Linked DNA regions of Homo sapiens: all the other regions are linked to region 3. Evidence: chromatin loops called from intact Hi-C (ENCODE). Cell type or tissue: right lobe of liver. All regions are shown on one strand.

Evidence for each region. A loop is a pair of places that touch in the nucleus more often than their neighbours do. Peaks named below come from ENCODE experiments on the same cell type or tissue, not always from the same donor. Only the 100,000 strongest peaks of a DNase experiment are listed, where the experiment ranks them.
Region 1: it touches region 3 in a loop (4-fold over the local background); 66 of 110 quality-filtered maps call a loop at or near these places.
Region 2: it touches region 3 in a loop (3-fold over the local background); 66 of 110 quality-filtered maps call a loop at or near these places.

Annotation. Positions count from the first base shown.
Region 1 is chr7:156,471,734-156,476,733 of GRCh38, forward strand. RNF32-DT (RNF32 divergent transcript) reads right to left here. Exons shown (of 4, transcript NR_026865.2): 4 at 366-978. Among named protein-coding and RNA genes, the nearest start is that of LINC00244, 66 kb to the right of the region's middle. In right lobe of liver, a CTCF peak has its summit at 1,942 (motif pointing left); DNase peaks (open chromatin) are centred at 1,948, 2,578 and 4,108.
Region 2 is chr7:156,462,017-156,467,016 of GRCh38, forward strand. LOC124901792 (a long non-coding RNA gene) reads right to left here and starts at 3,085. Exons shown (of 2, transcript XR_007060618.1): 1 at 434-3,085. In right lobe of liver, no CTCF peak of the experiment used is centred here; no DNase peak of the experiment used is centred here.
Region 3 is chr7:155,794,473-155,799,472 of GRCh38, forward strand. No RefSeq gene overlaps it. Among named protein-coding and RNA genes, the nearest start is that of SHH, 15 kb to the right of the region's middle. RefSeq lists an enhancer at 4,449-4,528. In right lobe of liver, a CTCF peak has its summit at 2,647 (motif pointing right); a DNase peak (open chromatin) is centred at 2,649; H3K4me3 peaks cover 878 bases; H3K27ac peaks cover 296 bases.

The DNA of each region.
Region 1 (5,000 bases), 680 kb after region 3:
CATTCTGCCAGGCCGGGATGCAGTATGAGCCTCTTTCCATCTGATTTGTCTTTTGTTCCAGTACCTGGCCTATTAAGTGCTTGTGAATGAAGAGAACTGATATTCACTAAATTCCTACTATGTGCCGAGGACTACTCCACGTTCTTTCCATAGCTCATCTTTACCAGTTAGCTCATCTTTACCAGTGGAGGTGAAGAGATGAGGACGCCCAAGGTCAGAAAGCTTGCAGGTGGCTCAGGTTGGCAAGGTTTATAAGCGTGGGGATTGCAGTAGAAGACCTAGCCCGGTACAAGCTTAGAACACACTTCATCAATACTCATCGAATGCTTGAGTCAATACATGTCAAATAATAGAACAAAGGACTTAGTTCTGTTCCCATACTAGGAGAAACATGGGCCTTTATTGCACCTCAATAGGGAGGGGGTTGGAGGGACCAGATATGCATGCTTGAGGCTTTGTGGTGGTGAAGACGTGGCCCCTTCATGAGCAGAGTTAACATGCAGGTGCACTAACATAATACTCCCCCACTGTGGAGACCGTTACGACACATGCCTATGTTCCTTATTCTTGAGGATTTTAAACCTTCGGAAAGACAAACCCATGGGGACATTACGTGCTCATTCACGTCCCTGCCCTGTTTCCAAAAGATCATCATGTTCTGCAGATTCTACTTCCAAAATGTCTTTGAACCTGGCCCACCCAGGGGAACTCCCTTCCTCTGATTCCACTGGTCAGAGCCTCTCACAAATGAACTCATCTCTCCTCACTTATTACTGACTACGATATCCCCATTGCCCGGTACAATGCCTGACACACAATAGGTGCTCATTAAACGTCTTTGGATGAGTGATTGAGGGAACGAAGCCATCTCCTGGTCCTGCGTGCTTTGCCTGTCATTCCATCCTCCTCACCGCTGCAGAGTCCTCTTTCTAAAGCACTCATCTGTCTTGAGAACGGAGGGCTGAGAAATATTCTTCCCTGAGAAAGAAAAGACACTGCTTAATCTCAAAATATATGTTCAGCAAGAGGAATATTTTTATAAAAATAAAGGATAAGCTGAAAGAATGTAAGCAGAAGCTGTAATTTCAGCAGTGGCATTTACCCCGTTTGTTTTAAGCATTGGCAGTGTATATTACCCTGCATTAGCCGCAAGGATAAACAGTGTTTTCAGATTCAAATATGTCAATTACAACATTCCTGGATATTCGGAGGTCTTTTCCTGTTCTATTTCTTACGCTGTTCCTCTCAGAGTTCAAATCAAACCTCCAAAAACTATTTTTTTTTGTTCATTGTGAGCTCAGCGTGGCTAATCTTAATTTTACTACTCTTGTGAAAACATCCAAAACCAAATTTGCCTTGGTAAGAAAAATTCATCATACAAAATGTCATATGTTTTTATTATCTGTTCACATAAAAACAGTATTAGTAAGGTTAGAGGTAAAAAAGTAAATGTAAATCTTAAACATAGTTTCTGAACTGCCTTGTCACTGAGAGTTAAAAATCCTCTAGCAACCTAACCCTTTGCATCTGACATTATTTTTTGTGACTATTCCTCTAGTGAAATAAGTCACTGACACTTTAGTGTAAGTTACTCCTAGTAAATCACTTTTACACAGGTTAAAGGGAAGCACAACAGAAAAACTGTAAGGAAGGTGGTGCAGATATCCAGATTTTGCCCAGGACAGCCTAAGCAGAAAGCTGCTTCCCTCACTTCCCTCCAAAGTCAAGAATTGAGAGGGAAGATGGCCTTCCAATTCCAGCCACTGATGAGAATAAATTCCGGAAAAACATATTAAACATAGCGTTTGACGCTTCTATCCACAGCTGGAAACATTACACAAATTTTAGTGAGCCCTGAATGCCAGCAGCCATAATTCCCAAATTCTTTTTTAAAATAATGAACTAATCCAGGTGAAGGACCTGCGGCTTGGCGCCATCTGGTGCCTGCACAGAGAAAGAACGTTCCATCGAGGCTGCAGTGCTGAGTCCCTTTGTTAGTCCAAGTGGGGAACACTTTTTAAAAACACAACCGTTGTCTTTCATCACAGTAAATCCTAAAGTGCTACTAACAACAAACTCAATCTGAAAATAAACTTGAAAATTATTTATAGTTTTTCCAACAATGATCTTATTTTGAGAGAGAATACATTAAGTTCTGCTAATACCAACCCTGGGCTCTTACAACATAGTGACTTCTACTAACTCTTTCTATGTGCATATGTTTTTTTAAATGATAAAAGCATTTTCCACAGGGGGATGCCAGTGAACTTTCTTTATCATTGAAGTGTACAGCACAAATGAGAACTTTTTCAAACACTGTTCCTAAGGCAACAAGATGCTACTTCCTAAAAGATATATTTAAGGGGCTAAATCTAAAGTTGATTTGAAAATTGGAAAAAAAAAATGAAAATGTTGATTATCCAAAATAATTAGGGAAATAAAACTGCAAAGATCTCAGAGTAGAATATTTTTACTTCTCAAAATATGGGCCTCGTTTCCTAGTTGTATCTGCCTGCAAAGGAACGGAACTAAAAGGCCAAAGCTCAGGGTCAACCCGGCTTCCTCAGCCCTGGTTGGATACATTCATCTGCATGCTCAGAACCAAGCTGACACCCATGAATGGAGATGAGTCACTGCGTTTACAAAGTTGTGGTTAAACATAGAAGGGTTTACTTCGCTTGTTTCATCCTTGCTTCTAATTTCTTCTTGACTTCAGTTCATCGTACAGACAGCCACTGAGTTAACTCTTCTCCAAGCAGTAGTTGGCTTCTGGGATGATGCTGACCCACCATCTTATTTCATCAGTTTTCTCCATGGTTCACCCCATATTCTTCCACACAAACTCAGTATTTCAGCCCGACTGGCACAGGAGGTGGCTTCCAAATACATCATAAACCTTCTCACCTGGTATTCTTCCTTTCTAGAATATTCTCTCCCTTCCTCTCTCATTACCTAAAGCCTCCAGGCTCCCGTTCAAGTCCCATTGTTTCCCTAAACACTTTCTGCAGGGGCTCCAAGTTGTGATCTCTCCACGTTCCTTGGTGCGGATAGTAGATTCTACACATTCATTTGGGAATTTCTGTACAGAATTGACATTTTTATTTTTATTTTTGAATTACACATTATTTTCCCAGCTAGACCATGAGATCATTCAATTTAGGAGCTATTTTATAGGTTTGGACACTAAACATTTTACAGTGTCCAATGATGATAACTAGTACTTGTTGGCAGTTGTTACATAATTGCTATGTTTTAAGTGATTTATCTAAAAACTCTTTAAGGTAGACGCTATTATTCCCTTCACTTTAAAGATGAGGAAACTGAGCAAAAAAGGTAAAGCCATTGAGCGGGAACATGATGGAGCTGGAATCCCACCCAGCTCTGCCTGCTCTGCAACCCACGTCTGCATGGCCATGTGAACCTACACCTCAGCACAGGCTCGAGGAGACGGCAATCAGTGACAGACAGCAGGCTTGTGCATGTTTAACTGAGAAGGCTGAGAGCAGCCAATGCTAATGAACACTTCAAGTCCACCACATCCTCCAGCCACAGCCATGCAGCCACACACCACACACTACTACCACTGTCCACACTCAATCCCTGCGGCTCACCACACACGGAGGGGGGTGCTGGCATGAAGGAGGAAGCATGTCAGGCTTCTCAGCCTCACGTCACCCACTGGCCAGGTGCTAACCTCAGATGACTGACTCCACCTCTCTGACCCTTGGCTTTCTCGTTCCTATAATGGAGCCAATCATGCACTCTGTGCAGGGTTGCTATGAGGGTTACAAGAAACCCATACAAGGAACGTCAGAAGCAATGTCCCCAAGGCAGCTGGTCACTGGCAGTTATCTGTTAGTCTGTACAACAGGTCTGGCATCTCCCTTGAGCTATAAACCAACCATAGACTGCAGTCCCACGTCTACAGGATGGATGGCCCACAGGCTCATCCCCACCACTCCCCATGCTCCTGCCACACTGAGCTCCGTCGCTTGACAACCTCAGAGCTGCTTACTGCCCCAGGAATAACAAACCTAATTCTTTCAGGACGTGGCCTGGCCCATTTCCCTTGCTTCCCACGTGCAATGTGCCTTTCTGGAATGCCTGTCCACTTGGCAGACTCCTACTCATCTGGATGACTCAGCCCAAAGCCAGCTCCTCCCAGGAGTGTCCTCAAGTCCCTAAACAGGGCCAGCCCTGCCTCCACCCCACCCCCCCATGCTCAAGCAGCTCCTTCCTCCATTTTGATCTTATTTCATGCCTGATCAACCTCATTGATGTGTCCTGAGCCCTGGGCTGCAGGCTCTTGAGGGCAGAGTTCGCATGCTTGCCTGGTACAAGGTGCTCAGTAAACGCTGATGGAATGAATGCACAAATGCACAAGCAGATGAGAGAGAAGGAAAGAAAACAACAAGAAGAGATGGAGACCAGGAGAGGCCGTGAGAAGGGAAGAAGGAAGAACAGGAAGGGAAGGGCACGTGGCCTAGGACCTGAAGACAGCAAGTGGGCACACTGCCATCCCCCCAACTTATAGGGTCCACATGGGAGACACCCATGCTTTGTGTCCTCAGGGTCCCATCAATGCCCTACTCAGGCAGAGGAGAATCCCAAATCCCACCTTCCTTCTCCTCCAAAAGAAACCACTCTGTGTCCATCTCTCATGGTGCCAGATTCCACTAGAGGAGGTGGGAAGAGTGGTTAATGAGTTTGAATCCAACATGGCTTTGAGAGCACCAAAAATCCACACCAGGTTTTTCTCTCTGCAAAGCCCTCTGTCTCCTCCAAGCAACCAGCTTACAACTTCCCCAGTGAGCGAGTCATGGAGCCAAAGTCAATCCATTTCTATCTCCAACCCCTGCCCACAGCACGTCCCTGCATGGGGAAAAGCACGGACAACAGGAAGGTTTAGCATGGGTATTACAAAAAGGGCTTCAGAAAATTATATTGAGAGGCTTTGCAGTCTTCAACTACCTATAAGTCCACCTCATTTTTAACTTTGG
Region 2 (5,000 bases), 670 kb after region 3:
TTAATTCAGATGAATTGCAGCATCCAGGGTGATTTACAGATGAACTCCATCTGAGTACACCATGCTTACTCTGGGGGGAGAGCAGGCTTGAAGGCCAAGGTGGTGTTGATGGAACTCACGAAGGCTAATGCAAGGTGCTGTTGGGGAGTGAACAGCCAAGACGCCCTGGGGCTGTCCTCGTGGGTTCCACAAGAGGCAAACCCTGCACAGGAGGCTGGCACACAAGGCGTATGCCAGGACAGCCTCCAGAATCTCAGCCTGCAGGGAGGAGGAGAGCAGGACTACAGTTTCAGGGAGCCCTCCACCTACCCCACGGCCGTCGGCATTCTCCCTCACAGGGCGAGAGACCAGGCCTTTGCACACCTGCTTCTCTCTGTCACTGAATGTGGGTTTCTCTGAGGAGACGTGCACTTGGGCAGGTCTGTCCACTCACCTGAAGCGGTTCCCAGGGAATGCCGACGGTGAGTGCTGTCTGCTGGCAGCATTCCCGGGAGCTGGAGGAATTCATCCTTTTTCCTGAAGGGAGATCCGGGTGCTGCATTGCAGTGGCTCTGCGTGGCCTGAGATGGAGGCGCACACCCGGTGCTGTGTTGAGAGGCGCTTCTCCTTGCCCTCATACTATGCGGTCTCACTGAAACATCTGGAGCACGCACTGGGCTTCTGAGACACAGTTCCTCAGTGCTTGGGCCAACCAAAGACACACATTCCTCCAACACACCAACGTCCCATGTCCCCAAACATTTGATCCTGGTGAAGATTCAAGAGTAAGATGGAGCCAGTTCTGCTGTCTTCCAAAGTGCACAGACCCATCTTAGCTCTAGTTCATCGCCAGATCTCCATGGGAGCATGGGGCCAGGTTAAAGCCTCCCACAAGGAGCTCTTTGTTTCCACATCCAGACACTTGTACCGACATTAGATTGAACTACTGGCAGGAAGATGACCACCGTCACCAAAAACAATGGGCCATCTTTCAGGGTAATCTTGCTTCTGTTATTGTTTACCCTGTAATGCCCTATAAGAAGCCATCTATTTATGTGGAAGAAACTGTGAGACACCCTCATGTGCAAGGTGTATGAAGGGTAGGCTCTGTCTCTCCTTCAACAATACTGGTGGAGCCTGTTCTGATCTGCCCACCACGGGGCCAGAAAACCAGCAGGAGACCAAACGAATCACAGACATGACCTCTATCCTCAGAAGCTCTGCCTGTCAGAGTAGAAGAGCAAGACCTTCCCACAAAACAACATGATTACATGATCAGATGGCTTGAAACCAGCAACAACAAAAGAGCTTTGAGATTTCAGAGAAGTGGGAAAGAATACAGGCTGTGATGGTGAGAAAGGATCTTACAAAGGGGGCAGGTCTTGGAGTACCCTGGAAACCTGGGAAGAACCTCAGTGGTGGTGGGAGCAGGGGGAAGAGGTGGGAAGAATTGGTTATCATGACATCATCTCATGCAGGGAGACAGCTGAAGTGAGGCCCAAAAACGAGACGCTGGGGGGACGCATGGGGGGCTGGAGGCTTCTCCAGCTCCAGGGAGAGCTCCAGCCAGGAAATCACACGGGCAGATTCCATGTGGGACCTGTTCCTCTCGTTCCCACATGGCTGACGCCCAGAGAGCCATCAGACCATGAACATAGGCCTGACGAGAAGACACGAACATTCGTCAGGTTTGCATAAGAGTTTCCATAATTAAGACTCGGTGGCTCCTAGCTGCAGCTTGGGATATGAAATGGAAATCACTGTGACCTGAGAATAAAAGGTTTCTGTGAGACCTACAAAAGGAATTTCTTGGCCCTCGGGATTCAGGTGTCACCTGGGGGAAGAGGGGAGATTAGGGGAAAAGGAGGGAGCTGGCTTAAAGGACAGAGGAAAGACCGAGAGGTACAGAGGACAGGGGAGGATGAGAAGACAAATGCCACAGCCCTTCCAAGGAGGAGCCTTTTCTAACGCTGCTGCTGAGTGGCTGTTCTCACGTTCCCTCGCTGCATCCCATCAGGTGCTTTCTGTGTTTCATTCTGTTAGCTGGGTCATTATGTGACCAGAGATACACAGGTCACAGCAGACCCCTTTCCTCGTCTCATAGCCAGATGCAGGCGGTTCACAGTAGACTGCATTTGTATCTGCAGCAGAAACTTCCCTCGGAGCCCAGTCTCACCCGTCCACCTGCCACTCAGCCCTAACCCATCCCCACCACATCCACAGCCAAAGAGCATCTCAGACATAACGCATCCAACTCTAGCCCTCTGGCCCTCCTGTCCCCAGCTGCTCCTTCCACATCCCTCAGAGCAGAGGAAATGCCTTCCTGTCTGTTGCTCAGGCCAAAGACACTGGACCCCTCCCCGGTGTTTCCTTTTCTCTCAACCCAACGTTTAACCAAGCAGCAACGCCTGTGCCCCACCTCCCACCATCCCAGGACACAACCGCCACTCAGCACCTCTGCTCCCACCTGGACAGCTCCTCCTGCCCTGGCCCTTGACCCTACAGTCTTGTCCCAAAGAGAAGCCAGTTTATCAAAAAAGCAGAAAATAAGCATCGGTGAGGATGTGGAGATACCCAGGCCCTTATGCACGGCCGGCAGGAATGTAAAACGGTGCAACACTGTGGAAAAGGGTGTGACAATCCTTCAAAATATCCCACGGAGTCACCACAGGACCCAGCACTTCCACTTCTGGGTGTGCATCCAAGGAAGGGAAAACCGGGACTCAAACACATGTCTGTGACAACGTTATTGTCAACAGACAAAAGGTGGACGCCACCTAAGTGTCCATCAACAAATGAAGGGATAAACCAGACATGGTCCATCTAGACAGGGGAATATTCCTCAGCCTTAGAGAGGTAGGAAATCCTGGCACACACCACAGTGGGTATGAACCCTGAGGACACAACACTCAGTGAAGGAAGTCAGTCACCAAATGACACACACTGTCTGATCCGCTCGTATGCGGTCCCTGGAGTCCTCAAATTCAGAGACACAGAAAGTGGAAAGGTAGGTGCCAGGGGCTGGCAGGAGGATTGGGAGTGAGTAATTTGATGGGGACAGAGTTTCAGTTTGGGAAGATGAGCAAGTTGTGGAGATGATGGTGGTGATGGTTGCACAGCAGTGTGAATGTACTTAATGCTGTTGCACAGTTACAATGGTAAATTTTATGTCATGCATATTTTACCACAATAAAAAAAGAGAGAAGCCAGAGCGTGATTTTCAAGCTCAGATCAGCCCCGTCTCTGCTGGGCATGACCCTCAGGGCTCCTGCTCACCACGCTTCTGTGCTCACGACACTGCCCACTGGCCTGGGCCAAGGGCACGTTCTGCTCTCTCTGTCCCCGACATGTGGGCCTCTCCCCACAGCACCTGCAGCCACCCGGCAGACACATCTCCCAAGAGCCAGGGGATGCCCATGCTCCTGCACCCTCTGCCCAGAGAGGCCCAGGCCACCCTTGGCCCCCACCCCACCCAGTACGCCCTGCCTCGGTCTCTCTCCACAGCACTCATGGCCAGCTGACTTAATGGGCATGGAACTTATTCGCTTATTTACTGTCTGTCTCCTCAAATGAGAATGTGATTTCTATTAAAGCTCAGATTTGATCTCTGTATGTTTAACATTTCCCAAACACCCGAACAGTGCCTGGCACAGAGCAGGTGCTCTGTGCCCACCTCTTGTACCTGCTGAGTGAGTGAGTGAGTGAGTGAGTGAGTGAGTGAGTGAGTGAGTGAATGAAACCTACATCCGGCTTGATTATAAAAGGAGAGGAGTATTTTCTCTGAAATATTAGCTTTTTCTAAAACTCGAAATCTGTGTATGCTGATTGTTTCCCTTTATGTGAAGGTAATGTTGTTAAAAGAAATCCATATGATGTGTGTATCAAGCAGAGGAAAATATAATTAGCTAAGCATAAAATGGCTTTTATAACAACACGGCACCTATTTACCCTGTTTACGATAAATTACAAGGTCACAATTTCTAGGTTACAAGCACATTAGTGAACACATATGTGTTTATATGTGTGTGTATTAAAGAGTCTTTAACAAATTTAGCTTTAAAACATAGTTGTAAAAGTTAGTGGGAAAAACACCTTCACTCTACATTTTACTTGCAGGTCATTTTTGTAATAAAATGTCCAACGGTGGTTGTTGCTACACTGGATTTCCCAAGGCTTCAAAAAGCTGAACTGAAGGACTACATACTTGAAGCTCTGCACATGTCTGAAAACCCCTCTTGAAAATGCCGATAATATTCAAACAAATAGCTGGATGTTTGGGAAGAGAATGGCATTCTTTACTCCGAGCATTTTCTCCTAAACCTCAGCTGTCAACACTGGCTAAGACCCCACCTATCAGATACCGCGGCTGTACCTGACTTCCCCTCACCCACCAGCCACTTAAAATACTTTGCTTCCTTTTAATCAGAATAAGCTCTGCTGATCTCCCTTCAAACCGAGATTGTTGTTTTTACAGCGTTAACAGTCTGAACCGGAGCATAACGATCGGCTGTCTCAGGCGTTTCATGGCCCGGGACAGGCGGCTCTCTTCTTACAGATTACAGGGAACTCACACAATTAAACAGCATAAACATAGATGAGGCTATCCCGTAAACAACAGGGGACATACCTGCAGCTTCAGGGAGCACAGCATGCTGCAAAAAATGACAGAGGAGCGGAACCTTTTTGCTCAGAAGTGAATTGTATCTGGATGTTAATCAGTGAAGTGAGAGGGTGCGGGGAAGCCAGAATTTTGCTTTCTCATGCATTGTTCTAAATTGATGAAAAATACACTATCAGCTCACTACCTCTGAGGAGCAGAGGTAAATATCTGAGTAACCAAAATAAATCTGAAAACAGAGAAAATGAGGACGGTTACCCTGACATTACGGTTCGCGATCAATCGGGATTCATTAAGCTGCTAGTAGTAAATGGTTTCTGTGCAGTAAACTAGAAGAAACCCAAGAAGCGTTTGTTCCAATCCTCTCCTAAAAACATTTCCCTCAAATTATTTTTAAAAGGAC
Region 3 (5,000 bases):
CATCTCACAGCTGCCTCCTTGCCCTCGCCCTGGTTGGTGTTCACCAAGGCTGCCTGGGCACCTCAGCCTGGGGATGTGACGGGCGGTGGGAGAGAGAGGGGCTCAGGAGGGGGGTGGGGGCAGGACCAGAGACCCACAGTGGCCTATGATGCCTTGGATGGGATCCTACGTCTGTGCATTTTAAAATTAGTTCATCGTCTTGTGCTCTGGAAGTGTGTTCCTTACATTGAACTAGGAAAATATAGCAAATAGAACAAATCTGCCTGTATTTTTTTAAGTTACTGAAATCCGGCTGGGCACGGTGGCTCACACTTGTAATCCCAACACTTTGGGAGGCCGAGGTGGGTGGATCATCTGAGGTCAGGAGTTCGGGACCAGCCTGGCCAACATGGCGAAACCCCGTCTCTACTAAAAATACAAAAATTAGCTGGGCATGGTGGCAGGTGCCTGTAATCTCAGTTATTTGGGAGGCTGAAGCAGGAGAATTGTTTGAACCTGGGAGACAGAGGTTGCAGTGAGCTGAGATCGTGCCACTGCACTCCAGCCTGGGCAACAGAGTGAGACTCCATCTCAAACAAAAAAATAAAAATATAAATATAAATAAATAAAGTTACTGAAACCCCACCACGTGTTGGTGTGCTGCCTAATTCCAGCCAATGCTTCATCTTAGCAACAGCTGAGATCTCTGCGGGCTGCATATGATCTGTCTCTGCCTTGGACCGTTTTGATGCCTTGCCTGGGAGCTTTGTACATTCATTTATCTTTTTCCACAGTTGTAATAATTGCCTGATGATTGAAAGCTCTTTTTTTTTCCTTTTTCGTTTTTTTTTTTTTTTTTTTTTTTTTTTTGGCTGAGGTCAGTTCTCTGGGCAGCGTTCCTCCAATCCACCTCGTGGAAGTCCTGGGTACATCTCAGCCACTTCTCTTTCCTTCTCTTTTCTCTTCTCCTGGGGTCTTTCCCTCATGTATGCTCACAGCCCTCCCAGTGGAGCAAGGAAACTTCCAGTGTCTAGAACAGAGAGGGAGCTGCGACCAGAGGAGAGGTTGGCAGGGTTGGCACATTCGCTGAGGGGTCTTGGGAGGGGTGCCTGTGGCTCACCTGCCCTGGAAGGGTGGGCTGCGCCTCTGCCCCACTCTGCCTGGCTGGCCGGGTGTTCAGGGCAGGTGCTCCCCAGGGAGGGGCATCCAGGGCTGGGGCTCCCTCAGTACTCCCTTCTTTCATTCTTGATGTGGCCCTGGACACAGAGCAGGGACTCTAAAATTGCTCCCACAACCCACTAGTGGGTCCTGAAATCAATTAGTCGCCGGCTTGAATAAAGAGACGATACTGCGGTGTAGGGTAAATATTCTTGGCAAACTCTGGCTTTGGTGTGACACACGTGTGTAGGTGCTGCGGTGAGGGTGTACTCCCGGGTGTGTGTGGCCCGTCATCCCACACGGTTACTGCACACTCAGCCTGACACGGTTTCTGTACATGTTATAAGGAATCTTCCAGTAGGTTTTTATTTCTGAAACTTTTTTTGTGACAAAGGAGAAAAAGCTGAAAGAGGTGGTTTTTCAGATCCAACCTCAAGGCAGGGCATCCCTGGGGCAGCTGGTCACCACCCAGAGAATGGGGCCTTCTGTGGCGCTGGGGAGGGTCTCCTATCCCAGGACGGCCAGCCTTGGCCCGGCCCCTGGGTCCTCCTGATGCTGGCCTTGCGTTGCCGCCTGCCTGGGCTGGGACCCGGGCTCTAAGCACTTGCTAGTGATGGGGCAGCCTTTGTGTTTCACCAACCTGGATTCCAGAAGAGTGTTCCTTAGGGTCAGCAGAAACGCTCCATCTCTTCACCTGGGTTCTCATATGTCCTAGAACGCTTTCCACCCAGGATTTGACTACGAGAGGACACCACCAGTCCCTGTTTCAGAGCGAACACTGTTTCTATCCATGCACCTCTGTCCAGGGCTCGGCGCCCCTCGGCCTGGCTGTCCCATCCCCTCCTCCGCGCTCCCTGGCCTTCACCGCCTAGCACACCTGTTTATTCAGCCTGAGACCTGCTTCTGGAGCTAGAGAAGATGGGCTGGAGGGAAGGGGCTGCTGCAGTGGGTGGGTGGCCCCGGCCAAGTCTGTGCCGCTCCCTGCTCCCCGCGAGACCTTGCGCCCCCTCCGAGACCCGCTCTTCCATCTGCACAGAGGGAGTCGTGGTGACAGGACGAGGTTTCCCGTGGAACCCTCGGGACAGCTCTGGACGCTCGGGACTCGGTCGCTTTCAGGGTCAGATGTCAGAGGTGGCCTTTGCCCTCTGCCCTCAGCCAATACTTTTCCTGATTTCCAGATTTTTCAGTTTCTTTCCTCTCTTGTGCTGACGGCCGGCACCATCCCCTCACTCTCCCACGCCCCTGCCTCTGTTTTTGGCTGAGGCCTCCTGCGGGTCCCGGACTCAGGGCGGCCTCTCCGGGCCGGCCCCAGCCCCCCGAGGCTGAACTGACCCCTCTGGAGAGGAAGGCGCGTGACCCCCTGGTGCTCACCTCGCCGCCCCTCCTTGACGCTCCCGTGGGTGGAGGTGGCCTGTAGTCACCCGCCCTCGGTTTGAAGGGACTCTGACGCTTGAATCCTTAAGGGCTCACCTGGGCTGTCGGACCGCCGGCTACGGCCCCGCGGCGTTTCCCCGAGGCGACCACCAGAGGGCGCGCGGACTCCACCAGGGCAGCGCGGGGACGGCTCCCTCCAGCCACCGCTCTCTCCAGCCCCGGGCCCCAACTCCAAGGCTCCCTCCAGCCCCGGGACCCCGGCTCCCCCCAGCCCCCGACCCGGCTCCCCCCGGCCCCAGGCCCCAAGTCCACGGCTCCCTCCAGCCCTGGGACCCCAGCTCCCTCCAGCCCCGGGCCCCAAGTCCACGGCTCCCTCAGCCCCAGGCCCCAAGTCCACGGCTCCCTCCATCCCCGGGCCCCAAGTGTCGGCTCCTTCCAGCCCCGGGACCCCGGCTCCCTCCAGCCCCGGGACACTTCTGGAGAAGCAGCCAGGAGCTGGTCCAATGGCAGGTGCCACCTGCACCCAGCACCCTGCAATTCTGGGGAGAGCATGGAGGTGCAGGGAGAGGAGAGAGCCCGGACGTGGGTAGGTAAACTCCCCAAACGTCCACCCTGTGCTGCCAGTGCCTTTTACATGCAGAGGCTGTGGAGGCTGAAAGACCACCGGAGCCCTGGCTTGACCAGGGCTGGAGAGGAGGAGAGCACCGGCCTGCATCCCTCGGAAGCCGAGTTGGAACTGCAGAAGGAGCCTCCTGCTGCAGTCTGCTGGTGTTCGGTGCAGATCCAAACTGTGGATGGGCTCCTGGGCACACCCAGGGGTGGGTGGCTGCTTCTCTCGCGGGTGGTGCCCGGCGCTCTGCAGCTTGGCCCTGGGGGAACCAGGCCCAGGATAGTGCCCCAGCCGGAATCTTTGGAAGGTAGGAACCTGGACACTGGGCCGAGGCTCACTCCACTCTCCGAGGCCCCAGGCACAGGAGGGAAGATTGCGCCGTCCCCTGCCACTCACAGAGCAGTAAGAAGAACAGCTGCCATTAGAATGGCGCGCCGTGGAGTAAACACGGGCAGGCTCAACCGTGCCTTGGCTTCCTGGGCTGCGCGGAGGCTCTCATCCTCTTTCTGAAATGGCAGGGACCACATTGTCCTCTCCACAGCCCCATTCCTCTGCGGAGGCTCCTGCCCAGTGGGGCCTGCCTGCTAGGTGGGCCGCCTGGGCCATGAGAGCCGCAGAGTTCTGGCCAGAGGCCTTCAGCTGGGATTCTGAGACCTAAGCCATGGAGTGAACAGACGCTCAGGGGGTGGGGGCCTTGACGCTCCTCGCAGAGGCAGTGGGTTTGTTTTGCTGGCTTTAGGTTGCAGGGTTCTGAGGCAAATCCTTACGCTAACCTCAGATCTGGAGGAAGGAACTTTCCTTCCACTTCCCCTGGAAGCAAAGGCTTGGGCCCTGACCTGGGATGGGGGATTCCATCCAGGAATCAATTCTGTGTGGGGGAGAGTTTTTTCCTTTGATTCCTGGCATACTCTCTCTTCTACTATATCTTCAGTTTTCTGATGTTTCAACCCTCTTGTTTCAACCTCTTTGCCCCATCTGAAAACACAGCTGCCCTCATCTTGAAAACCAAAGGTAGCCGTTAAAATGCACCCTCCATACCCACTCTCATGCCTCCCTGCATGAGGACCCAGCGCTTGTTTATAGAGTGAAGTGTGAATTACAAATGTTTTGGTCTTAATTTGAGAAAATTAAGCTCAGCCAAAAAAAGAAAAGAAAGTCATCTCCAAATCCAGACTTCCTGTTTTCTAACTATGGGGTGATCTGCACAGATGAGAGAGTAACACGGTGCGGCTTCTGCTAACTGCTCTGGGGACTCCACGGGCTGTGTCTGGACCCCGCCTCTCCTGCACAGGGTGTGCCTGGCAGTTTAGCTCACACCTGATCAGCATCGAAGGGTGCTGTTGCTCTACCAGGCAGACGTGGCTGCCTCCGGGGTCTTCCTGGACTTGTTAACCTCCCGAGGCCCCTACGGCTCTCAGGGAGAAGCAGGAGTGAGTGGGCAATTCTAATTGAATTCTAATTGAGAAATATGCTGCGATGGTAGACAGGGCACTGTGTTCCAGCTCCTGCCCTCAGCCCCCAGCCCCTACCGCCAAGCTTGATTTCAATCCAAAATCCTAGAAAGAGGGTTGGCAGACTTGGGCAGAGAGCCAGAGAGTAAATACCAGGCTGTGCGGGCCAGGTGGTTTCTGTGGCTTTCCTCTGGGCTAGTGGAGAGGCTACTCCAGACAACACGTGAGTGAGTGTGGGTGTGTTTCAATAAAACTTTATGTATGGACACTGAAATTTGAGTTTCACAGAATTGTCACATGTCAGAGAATAGCAGTCTTCTTTAGATTTTTTGTTTTTAAACATTTTAAGAATGTAAACACAGTCTCAGCTCAGGGACTGTGTGAAAACAGCCCTCGGACCAGATTTGTCCCAGAGGCCAAAATTTGCC